Linked DNA regions of Homo sapiens: region 2 is linked to region 1. Evidence: read pairs that join two places in POLR2A ChIA-PET (ENCODE). Cell type or tissue: PC-3. All regions are shown on one strand. Links, peaks and the distances in the headings refer to the core of each region. The heading gives the core; the rest is flanking DNA. Region 1 overlaps LINC02304 (long intergenic non-protein coding RNA 2304). Region 2 holds the start of LINC00618 (long intergenic non-protein coding RNA 618).

Evidence for each region. ChIA-PET counts read pairs that join two places held together with the same protein. Peaks named below come from ENCODE experiments on the same cell type or tissue, not always from the same donor. Only the 100,000 strongest peaks of a DNase experiment are listed, where the experiment ranks them.
Region 2: POLR2A ChIA-PET joins it to region 1 with 12 read pairs; 2 of 35 experiments call an interaction of 5 or more read pairs at or near these places.

The regions. Positions count from the first base shown.
Region 1 is chr14:97,158,512-97,166,845 of GRCh38, forward strand. It overlaps LINC02304 (long intergenic non-protein coding RNA 2304), which reads left to right. Exons shown (of 2, transcript NR_146554.1): 2 at 94-225. Among named protein-coding and RNA genes, the nearest start is that of LINC02304, 7.8 kb to the left of the region's middle. In PC-3, for the core only: a CTCF peak has its summit at 5,745 (motif pointing right); no DNase peak of the experiment used is centred there; H3K4me3 peaks cover 768 bases; H3K27ac peaks cover 4,005 bases.
Region 2 is chr14:96,942,789-96,951,122 of GRCh38, forward strand. It overlaps LINC00618 (long intergenic non-protein coding RNA 618), which reads left to right and starts at 791. Exons shown (of 3, transcript NR_104113.1): 1 at 791-892; 2 at 2,261-2,362; 3 at 2,450-2,606. In PC-3, for the core only: no CTCF peak of the experiment used is centred there; no DNase peak of the experiment used is centred there.

The DNA.
Region 1 (8,334 bases), core at 193-8,192:
CAGAGCCCCACAGCTGGTGTGTGATGAAGGGAGTGCCCCAAGTTATCCTAATTCATAGTTTTGCAAGTTGCCTTTTTTTTTTTTTTTTTGCAGTGCCTTGACCCCATTAAAAGGCTCTGAAAAAAGTATAAAGATAGGGGAAAGCAGAGCAGAAGGCTTGGGCAGAGCTCTGGGACTCGGATGGAAAGCATCCCCACTTGGAGGTGCTCACAAGCGGAAGCCCCTCTGGGAGAGGAGACAAATGGGAAAGCAGATGGAAAAGCTTTTGGTGGAGCCAATTTGCAGATCTGTAAAATGGGTTCTTTCCGGCCTACTGTGCTTGCTTTTATTTCGCTCCTTGACCCTTCCCTCAACACCCAAATCTCCAAGTCAGATCTACTTGTCCCCCTCCAGGTTAAGATGCTGCCCCTTCAGGAAGCCTGCCTATCCTCCTATCCTCTTCTTTTTAAAGAAATCTCCACCTCTAAACTTCCATAGCAGTGTACACCTCCCTGTCTATGGCACTGGTCACTGTCCTCCAAGATTAGACCCATGTGAATGGGTGTGGCATCTCCTCTGCAGATGGTGAGCTCCTTGAGGGCAGAGATTGCACCCATTCCATCCTTGCATTCCAGCACCAGCAGGGCCTGTGAGTGGAGATGTGGTAGAGGACAGATGTATTAGTCTGTTGTCACATTGCTGATAAAGACATACCCAAGACTGGGAAATTTACAAAAGAAAGAGGTCGAATTGGACTTACAGTTCCACGTGGCTGGGGCAGCCTCACAATCACGGTGGAAGGCAAGGAGGAGCAAATCACATCTTACATGGATGGCAGCAGATGAACAGTGCTTGTGCAGGGGAACTCCCCCTTATCATACCGTCAGATCTCATGAGACTTGCTCACTATCATGAGAACAGCATGGGAGACACCTGCCCCCATGATTCAGTTACCCCCCAACCAGGTCCCTCCCACAACATGTGGGAATTCAAGATGAGATTTGGGTGGGGACACAGCCAAACCATAAGAGCAGGTGACTCCCAGGAGGTGATGGAAGGAGGCACAGGGTTAGGTGTGGAAGCGAGAGAAATTGGGACTTGGTTGATTTCAGCAGAGCAGGGCACTGGTCGGTGATTCACGGGAGCATGGTGGAAATGAAACTGAACAGCCAATGGAACTCTTGGACTGAAGACCAACTCAAGAGCCATTGAGAAGCCACCAGGAGCTCTGTTTCACTGAGAAGGAAACTTGAGTCTCTGAGAGATGAAGTGGCCTTCTCAAAGTCATAGGGGCAGGAAGAGGCACAGCTGAGACAGAACTTGGATCTCCTGGTGGCACTTATTCAGCTTGGTGGAAATACCAGAACCACAAAGCCTTGACATAGTTTGAGGGGAGACCATCAGGTCACTCCTGATGCTGCAGACCCAGTCCTGCCAGGGGGACTCTGGCATGGCCCTTTGGTCCGAGGTGGCCCCTGCACCACATCCACCTTCCCGAGGAACACAGGGATGGGGCTGGGCGAGGTCCAGCTGGCTCAGCTCCTTCATTTACCAATGTGTGAACTAACCTCATTCTCCAGGACATTATGATGGTGCCCAGTGCTGTGGCACTGGGTATTTGCCGGAGCTCATCCAGGGAAGCTCTTTTGCATACTGCCTGACACATGGTTGGTGCTCAGTGTAACCTCATCTTTTTTGCCTCCATAGCTGTTGCTGCTATTCTAGGCTCTGCTTCTATCATCATAGAGCTGTGACACTTGGGAAAGGGCCCTTCACCTTTCTGAGCCTCAGTTTCCCCATGTGATTGCCAAGGGCACCTTTAGGATGGCCATTCAATGACTCCCCCACCTGGTTTCACCTCTTCTGCCTGGACCACAGGCAAAGGGACAAGCAGCAGCATTGGGACATCTGGGGAAATGTCTTCAATATATAATATGGAACTTTCGGGGGTCTGGCTTCAAGTTCATAACATTGGAGGATTAAAAGGAAAATGGTAATGAAATGGTGATATTAGGGAAGCTCACTGGGCTGTAGAGATGGGACAGGATGCCGTGTGAGGAGCAGCCTGCACAGGCAGGGGCTGGGGCAATTGAATGGGCCCAGGAGTGAGATGTCCACAGGTTTGACTCCTGGCTTGACCGCACACTACCATAGACCTCACCCAAGCAATTTGACCTCAATTTTTCTCATCTGTAAAATGGAGAGATAACAGTATCTACCTTATACTATGGGTAAGGATTAAGTGAGATAATACAATGACAATGAAATGCCCAGTTAGTGGTGAACACTGGGTCTGTGCTAGCACTTATTATTGTTATTGATCACCCATGGCTCCTACTCTATAGCTGGGAGGAGGCAAGATCTTTGTCCCTGGTGCGGCCCAGATTTAACCCCTACCTCCTTTCCTTCCCCAAAGACATGTGCTTAGCTCTGTAGGTGCTGGGGCTATATCTACTGAATACACTGAATAAGAAAACCCAGGGCTGCCCTCAAGGGGCTGTCTGTCTCCCTGCAGAGTCAGCCAAAGGAGACTGTGTTAAGAAGAGATGGTGCTATTCAGTTAGAATGGTGATCATTAAAAAGTCAGGAAACAATGGGTGCTGGAGAAGATGTAGAGAAATAGGAACACTTTTACACTGTTGGTGGGACTGTCAACTAGTTCAACCATTGTGGAAGACAGTGTGGCAATTCCTCAAGGATCTAGAACTAGAAATACCATTTTACCCAGCCATCCCATTACTGGGTATATACCCAAAGGATTATAAATCATGCTGTTATAAAGACACATGCACATGTATGTTTATTTTGGCACTGTTCACAATAGCAAAGACTTGGAACCAACCCAAATGTCCAACAATGATAGACTGGATTAAGAAAATGTGGCACATATACACCATGGAATACTATGCAGCCATAAAAAAGAATGAGTTCATGTCCTTTGTAGGGACATGGATGAAGCTAGAAACCATCATTCTGAGCAAACTATCACAAGGACTGAAAACCAAACACTGCATTTCTCACTCATAGGTGGGAATTGAACAATGAGAACACTTGGACACAGGGTGGGGAACATCACACACCAGGGCCTGTCATGGGGTGAGGGGAGGGGGGAGGGATAGCATTAGGAGATATGCCTAATGTGGATGACGAGTTAACGGGTGCAGCACACCAACATGGCACATGTATACATATGTAACAAACCTGCACGTTGTGCACATGTACCCTAGAACTTAAAATATAATAAATAAATGAATAATAAATAAATAAATAAAAGAAGAGATGGTGCTATTCATTCTGTATGGACAAGGCAGAATCAGGGAAGGCTTCTCAGAAGAGGTGACAGAGGAGCATGGTCTTATGGTAAGTGAAAGTATCTTAGTTCAGGCTGCTATAACAAAGATATTATAGACTGGACAATTTATAAACAATGAGCATTTATTTGTCACAGTTCTGGAGGCTGGGAAGTCCAAGATTAAGGAGCCAGCAAAGTCAGTGTCTGGGACCACTTTCTGGTTTACATACGGTGCCTTCTCACTGTGTCCTCACATGGCGGAAGGGATAAACAAGCTCCCTCGAACTTCTTTTACAAGGACACCAATCCCATTTGTGAGAGCTCCTTAAAGGCTCACCTCTTAATACCATCACACTGGGGACAGGTTTCAATGCAGGAATTTAGGGGGCACAAACACTCAGAGTGCAGCAGAAGGGAAGGCAAGCAGTTTGATTCAAGAACCTAAAGGGGCCAGAGGACGTGAACCGAGATGCACGTGTGGGAGGGAAGGCTTTCTGTTCAGAAACCAAGGGTTGGCAAATTACAGCCTGTAGTCACATCCAGCCTGAGCCTGTTTGTGTATGGCTTGCAAGCTGAGAACAGTTTTTACAATGAACATTTGCAGTTGATTTGAAGATAGGAAACACTATCAAATGTTAAATAAAATATTATCTCAAAAAATTCATTTTTCTTACGTGCAGACCTGTATGATAAAAAATAAATACACCCAACCATTCCATGTTTAATTTCATCAATAAAAATTTTGAGAAAAAATGTTTTCCCTCTTATTGTATAAGTATGTCATACTCTTGATTTTGCCTCTTAGTCTGCATTAGCTCATTTAAGCCTGTTTGTTGCCTGCACTAGGAAGGACAAACTGAAAAGCCTAAACTATGTATTAGATGTGGCTTTTTACAGAAAAAGTGTGCCACTCTCATCTTAAACTCTGGGAAGAGAAGAACTATTTCTATTCACTGAGTGCCTCGGCACTCCTAGGAATGTACCAGCACTTTCAGACGCACTGCTATTTTTTAAATCTTGATCATGACTTTGCAAATTTCACAAACAATGAAAGGAGGTCCTGTGAAGTCAAACGGCCTTCAAAAGTCACAAGATAGGAGTTGACAGAAGCGGGATTTGAACCCAGACCTTCTTGTTCCAGAGTCACCTTTCTGTCGACTACGCCCTGTTAGATCACCAAGGGTCAGCACCAGGTAATTTTAAGACAGGCAGATAAGGAATGCCACTATTCTTTCACTCATTCCATTGAGCCTCTTCTTAAAATCTTAAAAGAGCCATTCTGACTAAAAATCCCTGGGCCTCTCAGGTCTCCAGTTGCTCTCTTGAACTGGGGGATTGGCAGCTTAGACTTCAACGCCATTTTCTGAGTTCTCTGTAGAGGCCCCTGTGAGTTCTTTTTTTTTTGTTTTTTTTTTTTTTTTTCTTTTCTTTTTTGAGACAGAGTCTTGCTCTGTCACCCAGGCTGGAGTGCAGTGGTGCGATCTCAGCTCCCTGAAAGCTCCACCTCCCGGGTTCACACATTTCTCCTGCCTCAGGTGTGATCTCGGCTCACTGCAAGCTCCGCCTCCTGGGTTCACACCATTCTCCTGCCTCAGCCTCCCGAGTAGCTGGGACTACAGGCGCCCGCCACCATGCCCGGCTAATTTTTTCTATTTTCTATTTTTTAGTAGAGACGGGGTTTCACCGTGTTAGCCAGGATGGTTTCGATCTCCTGACCTTGTGATCCGCCCGCCTCGGCCTCCCAAAGTGCTGGGATTACAGGCGTGAGCCACCGCATCCGGCCGGCCCTTGTGAGCTCCAAAATTCCCTCCTCCACCACAAAGGTGGCTGACGGTCGCTGTGGGGTGTAGGCGGTCAAAGATGTAGCCTTTACAAACGTACGGACCCTGGCCTGGGCTCCACACCCCTGGCTGCTCCTTGCTGACATGGGGGAGAAAGACGACCCACCTTACTGAGAGCAGAGCTCACTGCAGTACTAGAGATGCTGGTTCCGCAGCTCTTGCAGCAGTGTGAGCAAGCCGGAATACATTTTAGAAAACTTAATGGAAAAGGAGAAAACACCCACATTAAGAAAACAAATCCGAGTGCCTTGGCGTGCCTTCAGACGCAGACTGTGGTGTGATAGTCATCTTTATTAACTTTCCATCCTGGACTGATCTCCAGTGACGGCACAATTATCATAGCCAGGCAATCGATACCTCATTAAGGGTAAGGCTCCAGAGGAGGAAGAGAGCAAACCTGGGTCTTTCTGAAATGCATTCCCCTCTTTTTAGGTTTCCTTGCTTGTATAAAGAGAAATAGTGCGTACTTGCCTCTGACAAACAAACACAGCCTTCCAGAGTTGAGGGAACCTCATTCCCGAAGGCGATTGTTAGCTGTGCAAGCCAAATGCCCTTGTCCTCCCCCGATGAAGGTCCCCGATGAATGGAGACATTTAGAAGTTTCCCATTTCTCTCTGATGTCAGAGATGTTTTAACCAGCTGGGGGCAGAATTACATTCTGGAAATTATAGGGGATGAGGGGAAAAAAAAAAAAAGTGAACATTACAAATACAGTAGTCTTTCGGATTCTGATCTTCACTATTAATGCATTATAAAACAACTTAAAAAATCCTATCAGGAGAAGTGATGTTTGAAGCCACGATATATTTTAAAAGTGTCAGGACATGGGCAAGTTTACATCTGACAAACAATTTAAATATTTCAATATATTTTATATCTTTAAAAAAAATTGCCAGGATCAAACCCAAGATGAAACTCTTTCATTTGGTACCTGGGTAGGAAAACATTGAGTTACAAATCTTTTTGACAATGTGGATTCTGGGTGTTACATAACCATTTTTAATCTTCTGAAATATTTCATTGCCTGGGAAAGCAAATCAGGGACTGGTATTGTGTGCTTTTAAATTCATTTGTCTTAACACCCTTTCACTTTCTTGTTCAGCTTTGATGGTGTGATTACTTCTCTACATAAATATAAGCCTGAATTCATTCTGGGTATAAGCCTTATCTCTTTCCTCAGTGGTGATAAGGGATGGAGAGGCCCCCTTTTTTTTTCCTGGTGGGCTTTAAAGTGAATTTAGTAGTGAATAGTGTCTGCTGTTTCAGAAAAGCCCATTTATTTCTCCTTATAATCAGAATAGCACAGACCACGGAGCCCAGCATTTCCTCATTCCAGGTTCAGACACAGGGAAGATTTATTGAGCATCTACTATGAATTGGACACCCTGCTAGGCATGGCCCTGCCAGGAGGAACAAGGCACACACCGTTGTCCTTTAGGGCTTGTCTGCATTAGCTTGTTTAAGCCTGTTTGTTGCCTGCACTAGGAAGGACAATTAACTTGCCCCCACTGTAGTCAGTGAGAGAGTGGGGAGTTAGACTCCAGGTTGTCTGAATCCAGTTTTTCCTTGCTGAGGACCCGGTCGAGGAGCAATGAGTGGGAGTAGGGAGGAAAAATCATGTCAGGCCATGGTAATGATGGGAGCTGGGGTCCCTGGAGGCAGGGAGGTGGGCGAATGGTTTGTCCTATGCTTTGCAATTGTCCTTAAGCTCATCACCAGGTTGGTGGTGGTGGTGGCAGGGCTGCAGGACGTGCTGGGTCAGCTCCTGGGTCATTCTAGATTGCCATGGAAAACCTTCCCCTACCGACATTTTATTTCTTCCAAAATTCCTTTTGCAGATTATTTCCCTTTCTTTTCTTCTTGGCTCTGTCAACCAAACAGTCTCAAAAGCAATGGGAGGTCCCCTCGCCCAGCTTTTCAATGCCTTGAAGGAAAAATGAAGCCCCCAGAAGGACTCAAGCTCCAGGGAAGTGCAGTTCCATGAATAACTCCCCTGGAATGCCTTAGCCAGAAAATGTCCAAAGCTGGTTCTGGCTGAGCTGGAGACGGAGAGACCTCCATGGACAGAAAGCCATGCCTTCTAGTTGCAGAGTGGCATCCTGGGGAGCAGAAATGTTCCATCTGGAGACAGTTCAGAAGGTAGGGTGGCCAGATTTAGCAAAGAAAGCTATAGGACTCCCAGTTAAATTAGAATTTCAGATAGACAACAAATAATATGACATTTGGGACATACTTATAAACATTATTTGTGTGTATCTGAAATTCAAATTTAACTGGGCCTCCTGAATTTAACCTGGTAGCCCTATCAGAAGGGTACACTCTGCTTCACTGGCCATGTCCTAACTGTTCTCTGTTCTGGTGCAAAGGAGCTAACTCATCCCTTGTATTCATTTATTTTTTATTTTTATTATAGTATTATTATTATTATTTTTGAGACGGAGTCTCACTCTGTTGCCAGGCTGGAGTGCAGTGGCATGGTCTTGGTTCACTACAACCTCTGCCTCCCGGGTTCAAGCGATTCTCCTGCCTCACCCTCCCGAGTAGCTGGGACTACAGGCGCACACCATCACACCCAGCTAATTTTTGAATTTTTAGTAGAGACGGGGTTTCACCATGTTGGCCAGAATGGTCTCGATCTCTTGACCTCGTGATCTGCCCGCCTCAGCTTCCCAAAGTGCTGAGATTACAGGCGTGAGCCACCACGTCTGGCCGTATTCATTTATTTAATTTTTTTTTAGTGATGACGGAAGAATCTATTTTAATTGGAAGGCGTGGCTTGGGGGGCTTTTCTTTCCTCTTCCAACTCTCTCAGTACTGTAGCCCCCAGGCCACCCCAGAAAAAGATATAAGAATACACTGTGAGTTGATTACAGCACTTCAGCTTTAAAACCAGGTCCCCAGTCCTCTCTTCCAAGCAGATAGGCACCCCCAGCCCCTCCCATGTAGAAATTCTGGAGCCTTACTGGCTTTAATCAAATGTGCTTTTAGTCTCACTCAGGCCAGTTAATCCCCATTTGTGGTGACTCCCCTGCTTATAGCAGACGCCGCTGGCGGCAGAGTCATCTTTATAAACGGCCATGGTGATCGCATCACACCTCTGCTTGCAAACCCTCGCCAGGAGATGACGTTGCTGTCACTAGAAATGACTCACCTGGAGAAGACATTTATGCAGCCAAAAGACATATGAAAAAATGCTCATCATTACTGGCCATCAGAGAAATG
Region 2 (8,334 bases), core at 167-8,166, 220 kb before region 1:
TAATGAGAAGAAAAGTTGCCATTTACTGAGCACTCACTGTGTGCCTGACCTTTTTCCAAGTGCCTTATGTGGATTTGACCCACATAATGGCCGTAAGGGTTACTTGTATTCTCCCCATTTTATGGACGAGGAAGCTGAGGCACAGGGCATTTCAGCAGCATACTCAAGATTCTACAGAACGACTAAGTAGCAGAGCCACAGTTTGAACCCAGGCAGCCTGGCCCCATGGCCAGTGCCCCCAATTATAATGTGACCCTCCCAGGTACTGCCCAACCCTACCCAAGTACCGAATAACGAGGGATGGAGTTCAGGCCACCTTGCAGGCAAAGTCCTCTGCCAGCTCGTGGACTGCCCCTTGGGTCACTTCGAATACATCGGCATAGACTTGCACTTTGCAGTGCCCCCACCCCCAACTCAGCAGCCCACAGTCAGGCTGGCAAACAGCACCGAGACATTGATAATACAGGGGGTATGTGTGTCAAGGGCACGGGGGGCCTGTGGGCAGCTTGCCCAGGCTGTGCATGGTGGCGAGGCCTGGAAGGTTTTGCAAGGGCAAGGCTTGAGCTAAATCTTGAAGGAGGTTTAGATGTTGGTCAGAAGAAGAGGCGGGGTGGAGGCAAGGCTCACAGAGCTAAATCGTGGCAGGTGGGGACAAGATGGGAACGTGACTTGCCGGGCTGCCTGCCCTGTGCTCATTCTGCCTCACCAAGTGTCCCCTTTCTCCTTAGGAGACCAGAACTGCCTTCTGAATGCCATTATGACTTGACTCAGCTGGGAACCACGAGAGGACGAGATGACATCTCTTCAGGATGGTGTAGAGACGTGGGCGGAGTGTGCAGGGCTGGCGTGCAAGGGGTGGGGACACGTTGCATCCATGGTGCTGTTTGTGCAGGTAAGATGCACAGGTGACAAGGAGGAGGCTGTTTTAAAGCCAAGGCAGGCACCAGTGCCTGGATAGGACTTTTTGGTCCTTGGAACGGGTTCCCCCAGATCTTCGTCTGTGTCTTGGAGAGAGGTCCTCTAGTTCCGCCTAGCCCTGGCTGCCCCAGCCACTGGGATGGAACTCTTTTCAACCACGTGGAAGAAAACCTGCCCCCAGATCTTGCTGGCGTTGCTGCCGTGTGCGACTGCAGAGAGGGCCTGGTTCTTAGCAGACCTTGAAGTGTCCCGCAAAGATTGGAAAGTCCCACATTTGGGTTCATGTTTCTAACAGGTACTGGTCTAACAGGAGGAGTTAAAAGATGGGCCCTAGCTTTCCTGAGCAAGGCAGGTGAAGAGCACAAGATCGTGGGAAGGGTGAGGCTGGCCTGAGGCTTATTTCCCACCCATCAGAGAGGCCAGCAGCTCCATGGCCCCTTCTCCCCCGGAGGGGCTCAGTTGCAGGGAGTCTCTGAGCTGTGCCCCTGAGCCCTTCGCGAAGTCCTAGCCGGAAACCAGGTTCCCACAGCCTCGGGTCCCTGGGGCTCCGGGTCAGCCTGAGCTGGGTTCAGTCCCACTCTCTTCCTGCCATGAGATCTTGGGTGGCTCCCTTTCTTTGAGCCTCAACTTCTCCATCTGTGAAATTGAGACAAATAACATGACCCACTGTATTAGTTTCCCAGGCCTGCCATAACACAAGGCTGCAAAAGAGCAGCTTAAACAGCAGAAACGTCCTGCTTCCCAGGGCTGCAGGCTGGAAGCCTGCGTCAGGGTGTGGGCAGGGCTGTGCTCCCTCTGAAGGCATTGGGGAGGCTCCGTTCCAGGTCTCCCTCTGAGCTTCTCGTAGCTCCTTGGCTTGTGGCTGCAGATCTCTAATCTTCACAGGGTGTGTTCCCTGTGTGCCTGAATGTGTCCAGATATCCCCTTTTATTCTGACAGCGGTCCTATTGGATTAGCTCCTAGCCTAGTCCAGTAGGACCGCATCATAACTATTTACATCTGCAAGGACCTTATTTACAAATGCAGTCACATTCGCTGGCGCTGGGAGTTAGGATTTTGACGTCTTTTTGGTGGGGGCACAATTATACCGGTAACAGAAGGTAAAAATGTATGACCCCTTCCCTCAAGGAGTTCCCAGATATTGATAGAAGCAGAAAATTCTTGTCAGGGGAAGGGGAAAGAAATTTCAGGAAGGTGAATACAACCACACAACTGATAGAAGATAGAGTAGATTCACAGGTGGGACTGTGGGGGGCAGCTCTTTCCCTAAGATCCAGATCCAGAGACAGACAGTGTGACCCCGGAGCAGCTTCTGAATTTCACTTCTTGTCTTCGACTTCAGGTGGCCTCCAGGAGGGCAGTTTCCAGAGATGAATTTCCTTCCCCTTGCCCAGCCCACCACTGCCCAGCCCTGTGGGCTCTGAGGCTGACGGAGAGAGACCTGGTAGGTCACCTCGTCCCTTGTCCCTGGGAAACTCCATGTTACCAGCATGTTATCAGCATGGCTCCGAATCCTATATCCACCCTCCAGCCACACCCCGGGACACTCTGGATCGAAGCCACCCAGCGTCAGAGCTTGGACGATCAAGGTGGACCTACCCGCTCAGAAAGACAGTGGCGCTTCTGTCAAGGGAGACCTCAACGACCTTCCTCTGAAAAGAAAAATGTCCTTGCAAGTAGGTAAATGAAAAAAAAAAGAAAAACAAAAAAAAGATTTTCATTTCAAAATAATCTTCATTACCTGAGGATTGCAAGAATTGTCATTTCAATTATGCTGACGTCTATTCTTAGAAGGAGGTATAATGGCTTTCCCCTTCCAAGCTGGAGTGACTGTCATTATGTGTGGGATGTACTCCATTGCTTAACTCCCTGCCATTAGAAACGTTTAGTGGAGACACTGGCTGATTTTTCTTTTTCTTTTGCTTCGCTCAACCCTCCAACTCCTCTTCTTCCAGCACAAAAGCACAAGAAGCAGCAGAAAATGCATATGGGCTTTCGAGGCAGGGAATCCTGGGTTCAAACGGCAGCTCTCAACTCACCTGCCGAGAGACCCTGGGGATTTTGGCAGCTGTAAGCGGGGATGATCGTGTGATCTGATGGCAGTGTTAAATCACTAAGGAGACAAATATGAAAAGTGCCCAGGAGTGTGTCTAGCACATAGTGAGGGCTTGTAATGGCAGCGAGTGCTTTTCACAAGGCAAGCCACATCCTGTTTCATACCTGACTTTGTTGTTCTCATGGACATCGTGCAGTGGTTGACTGTAGACTCTGGAGCTAGTCCCTGGGTCTGCATCCTGACATACCAACTGCGTGGATTGGGAAACTTGCTTAGGCTCTCTTGTCTCAGTTTTCTCATCTGTAAAATGGGGATTAAAAACTCCACCCACTTAGTAGAGCTGTGATGAGAATCCAGTGAGTTTCTGTGTGTAAATTTCTTGGAATGGGATCTGGCCCAGAGTGAGTACTTGTTTTGGTCCATGTGGGCCCTGCTATGACAAAATATCATAGGCTGGGTGACTTATAAACAACAGGCGTTTACTTCTCACAGTTCAGGAGGCTGGAAAGTCCAAGGTCAAGGCACTGGCAAACTTGGTGTCTGGTGAGGTCCTGCTTCCCAGTTCATACATAGACAGCACCTTCTTGCTGTGTCCCATGGTGGAAGAGGCAAGCTAGTTCTCTGGGGTCTTTTATAAGGGCACTAATTCCAGTCTTGAGGGCTCTACCTTCAAGACCTAATCACTTCACAAAGATTCCACCTGCTAATGCCACCTTGTGAGTTAGGATTTCAACATATGGATTTTGGGAGGATACAGGCATCAGACCATAGCCATGCTGTATATAAAGTGTTAACTGGTATGAACTCCAGGACACTGCAAATAATTGATGTCATGCTCCTATGTTAATGCCTAAACTAGAGACTTTTATGCCTGGGGACTCAGTCAAGTGAAGACCTGGTCAAAACTAACTGAGGCATATAGGGGCTTGGTGCGAACACAGTGGCCTCTTGTGACATTTAGCTGCCACCGTTCTTCTCTCATTCATTCAGTTGAGGGCCTGCTGTTTGCCAGGTGCTATGCAAAATTTAAAAATAAAATGAACTTGCTCCTTTCCCACATGGCACTTACAATCTATTGAGTAGCAATAGATGGCAAACAAACTGGTATCACATTTAAAATGTGGTAACTGTTATGTTTCGAGAAGGGAGAGGAGAAAATGGAATGAGGGCCTAATTAGTTTGGTTAGGGATGGCCACACCTCTGCAGGAAGGCCATACCTGCAAATTAAATTTGCAGCAGGAAGCAGAACCAGCTACAGGGGATGCAGGAATGGGGACAACGTCCAAAGCAGTGGGAAGAGCCTGCCAAGGCCCTGAGGTGGGAAAGAGCTTGGCAGGCCAGTGTCAGGGTTGGGGAGAGTGGCTTGATATGTCCTTGGAGAGGCCAGCAGGGGCCACATCATATCCGGTTTTGTGTATCCGTGTCTGATTAGGGCACAGCACATTTACTATGATGATCTGTAAGGGAGAGAAAGATCAGAAAGTACTTTGCCACGTGGGTCAACTTGCTGGCATTCCAGGCGGCTCTGCAGTCCCATTCTCTAGGTGAGAAGAGAGAGGCATCAGGGTGGAAGAGGCTTGTTAAGCTGGAGCAGAGAGATTTTGAGGGAAGAGTTAGAGAAGGTAAACTGGTGGTCAGTTCCCCAGATTCTCATCGTGCTGGAAACTTGTTTTCGTTTTTTTTTTATAACTCTAATTTTTATTGTTGTGATACATACATGGAGTTTAAAATCAAATTGTTCTATATGGCTTATAGTGAAAAACACAAGCCCTGTGTCTGAACTTCCTTCTCTTGATTCCTGATCCACAAAGCAAACACCTTCAACTATTCTGATAGTTTCTTCTGATATTTATCTCTCCAGTTCCAAAAACATGCTATATACTCTCTCTCTCACACACACACACTCTCTCTAGATCTATGGATGTATCTATAGAGAGAGATCTAGAAAAATCTAGAGGGAGAGTGAGAGAGAATATATAGCATGCTTTTGGAACTGGAGAGGTATATATATATAATTTATGCTGTATATATTTTTTATATGTAAAATAAATCTCTTCATATATAACAAATCTCTTGATAGATAATAAATCTATGTACATATTTTGGGGTATTGATGTGGTTTGGCTGTGTCCTCACCCAAATCTCATCTTGAATTGTAGTTCCTATAAGCTCCACGTGTAGTGGGTGGGACCTGGTGGAAGGTAATTGAATCATAGGGGCAGCTTCCCCTATGCTATTATTCTTGTGATAGTGAGTACATTCTCATGAGATCTGTTGGTTTATAAGGGACTTCCGCATTTGCTCGTCTCTCATTCTTCTCCTTCTTGTCGCCATGTGAAGAAGGATATGTTTGCTCCCCCTTCCACCATGATTGTAAGTTTCCAGAAGCTTCCCCAGCCCTGTAGAACTGTGAGTCAATTAAACCTCTTCTTAAAAATAACTTATCCAGACATGGGCAGTTCTTTTTAGCAGCATGAGAATGGGCTAATACAGGTATATATACCTAATATATATATTTATAAATAGATAGATATGTAAAAATCACTATCTATTATCTATCTAACTATCTGATTGGTTCTGATTCTCTGAACAATCCTGACTGATACACTAGGTACGTGACTGTGTCAGCTACTTAATAATTTTGTCCTTTAGTTTCTTCATCGGTGTAGTCCATTTTCACACAGTTGTAAAGAACTCCTTGAGACTGGGCAATTTATAAAGAAAAGAGGTTTAATTGACTCACAGTTCTGCATGGCTAGGGAGACCTCAGGAGACTTACAATCATGGCGGAAGACAAAGGGGAAGCAAGGCATGTCTCACACGGTGGCAGACGAGAGAGAGAGAGAGAGCAAGGAAGTGCCACACTTTAAAACCATCAGCTCTTGTGAGAACTCACTTCCTATCACAAGAACAACATGGAGGAAACGGCCCCCATGATCCAGTCATCTCCCACCAGGTCCCTCCCTTGACACATGGGGATTATGATTCGAGATGAGATTTGGGTGGGCACACAGAGCCAAACCATATCAATTGCTGAAGTGGCTCTAATTGAATTTATCTCAGGGACCATCAAATTAGATGACGCCCATTAAACACTCAGCATAGTACCTGGCACATAGAAAGTATTAAGTAAGAAAATTTTAATAGTCATTACCATATTTTCTTATATCTAAAGTATCATCTATTGTTAGCTGTGTTGCTTATTTTACGCACCAAGAAAGAAAACATTTCTGCCACTTAATTGTAAGAATATGTCAGCTCTCAGATGCATTCTGATTTCCAAAGATGCTAAACTAAATAAGTAATTTAGAATATAATAATCTCGTTACTGTTCTTATTGGCTGCAGCATACAACCTCTGTGGCCTCTACTGAATTATTTGCATAATAGTAATAATGCAAATTGTTTGGAATGGAGTGAGATGGTTCGTGCGGGTGATTTAGTTATTTTCTCCATGTCTAACTGTGGTCTTTAGTGCAAAGGACAAGAAGGGACAGGGCAACACTTACCAAACTGGTGGGATTAATACAAGCCCATTTGATGTATGGAGAAACACAGGCTAACTGAGGTTAAGTAGCTTGTCCAAGGTAATATAATCCTAAGTGTTGGAGCTATTAGTTTAACCCAGGCGCATCAGAATTCAAGTCATTCTTCAAAAAGGAAAGTCCTTTTCATTTGGCCAAACATCCTGGCTCCATGCAACCTGCTCAGTCACTTCGCCTTTTCTTGTCTCCATAAGCCAATACCCTGGGTCTGCTTCCATCCTGCTTCTCTGTCAAGGCCCCTCTGGGCTCTGCCTGTGTTTGGAGGACCCCAGGCTCAACACAGCTGGTTTTGCCACCTATTCTTTGTATGGCTCAGGGCAAACCCCGCTGCTCTCTTCAAAGGACCCAACCATAGTCCTTGGTGTGTACAGTGTCTGTAAGGACTTAATCATATCAAAGGCAGGATTTTCTAAGAGGGGAACTGAACTTGTTTCTGGTCCACTGTGTGATTTTGGGCAAGTCGTGAAACTCTCAGAAGCCACAGCTTCCTTCTCTGAAGTTCCCTGCACACTCTTTAATGAAGTAAACAAAACAAAGGGGAGATGGTTCCTTGTTGGGTGGAAGTGCCAGGCAACTACCAGGAACCATTGCTTTTGGGGGGCGTGGGGACTTCAGGCTTAGCTCTGTTCCTGCCTCATTTAGTTGGTTATGAGGCTCCTGGCTGCTGACCCTGAGAGGGCCCAATTTGGAAGGAAAGGATTTATAGGAGCAATAAGTCAGTCCCCTAGGCACTGGGCTGACATTGCATTTTACTGTAGGGAGACACAGAAGAATCCAGGCGAGAGCTGAAGATTCTCCTAGAACCTAGAACAGAGCTCCTTAGAATACCTCAGAAGTCCTGTTGTGAATGCCTCAGCTGTCAGTGTCCAGGGCAGTAAGAAGAATAATCATGATAACGACAAGACTGGCGATGGTCATGTGTGTTTCCTGGGTGCTAAGCACTGTGCTTAGTGCTTCCATTACAGTGATCCGCTCATTTACTTCTCAAAGCAGCCTGCGAGCAAGGTGCCAGTGTTGTCTCATGCACAGATGGGTAGAGAGCTGCTGCAACTCCTCATCAGGATGTCCAGCTCCTGCTCAGCAGAACTGGCATTTAAAGGCAAGTGTGCCTGAATTTCTGATCACCAGGTGATTCTGTCTTTTACTTCTAGTCTATTTTATGTATTTATTTATTTTATATCAGAATGCACTCAAGGATTATAATTTATTTTATTCAGTGGGTTGTAATCTGTTATGATTATTATATACTTCATTGCTCAACAGTCCCAGATTTGGCCAGTGGGAACTCTTTCACACTGGCATCTATATCTTTGAACGTCTTTCCATCATCCTTTGAGTGCTTTCTTATTTTTTTGGCACAAAAAATATTCCTGGCTCATCTTATATTTTTTCTTGCCCAAGCCCTGAGGTCAGCCGTTTTTCTATGGAACCTTGGTTCGTTTTAGTGCAGAATGGTATTTAGAAGCCAAGATCTACACGTGATTATTTCTAAGTACTTCATGGGAAATTGAGAGACCACAACCCTTTGTGGTGTTGTCAGCCCTCAGTGTAGTGTCATTTTAACTCTATCACCAGAAAAATCCCCCAACGGAGCCATGGGGCCCCAAGACCCCCTTATTCCCTTGATACTCACTTTTTCCTGCTCAGGAGTCACCAGAGTGGGCAAATGTTTATCATTCTCTACTTACCCTAGACATTCTGGAAGGGAATGGGGAGGCAGAGATTCCTGAAGAATATCTGGGTTCTGACATCCTCTGGTTTGGAATGTTTTGCTGCCAACTCCTTTCCTCCCCACCCCTTCCCCTCTTCTTAGAG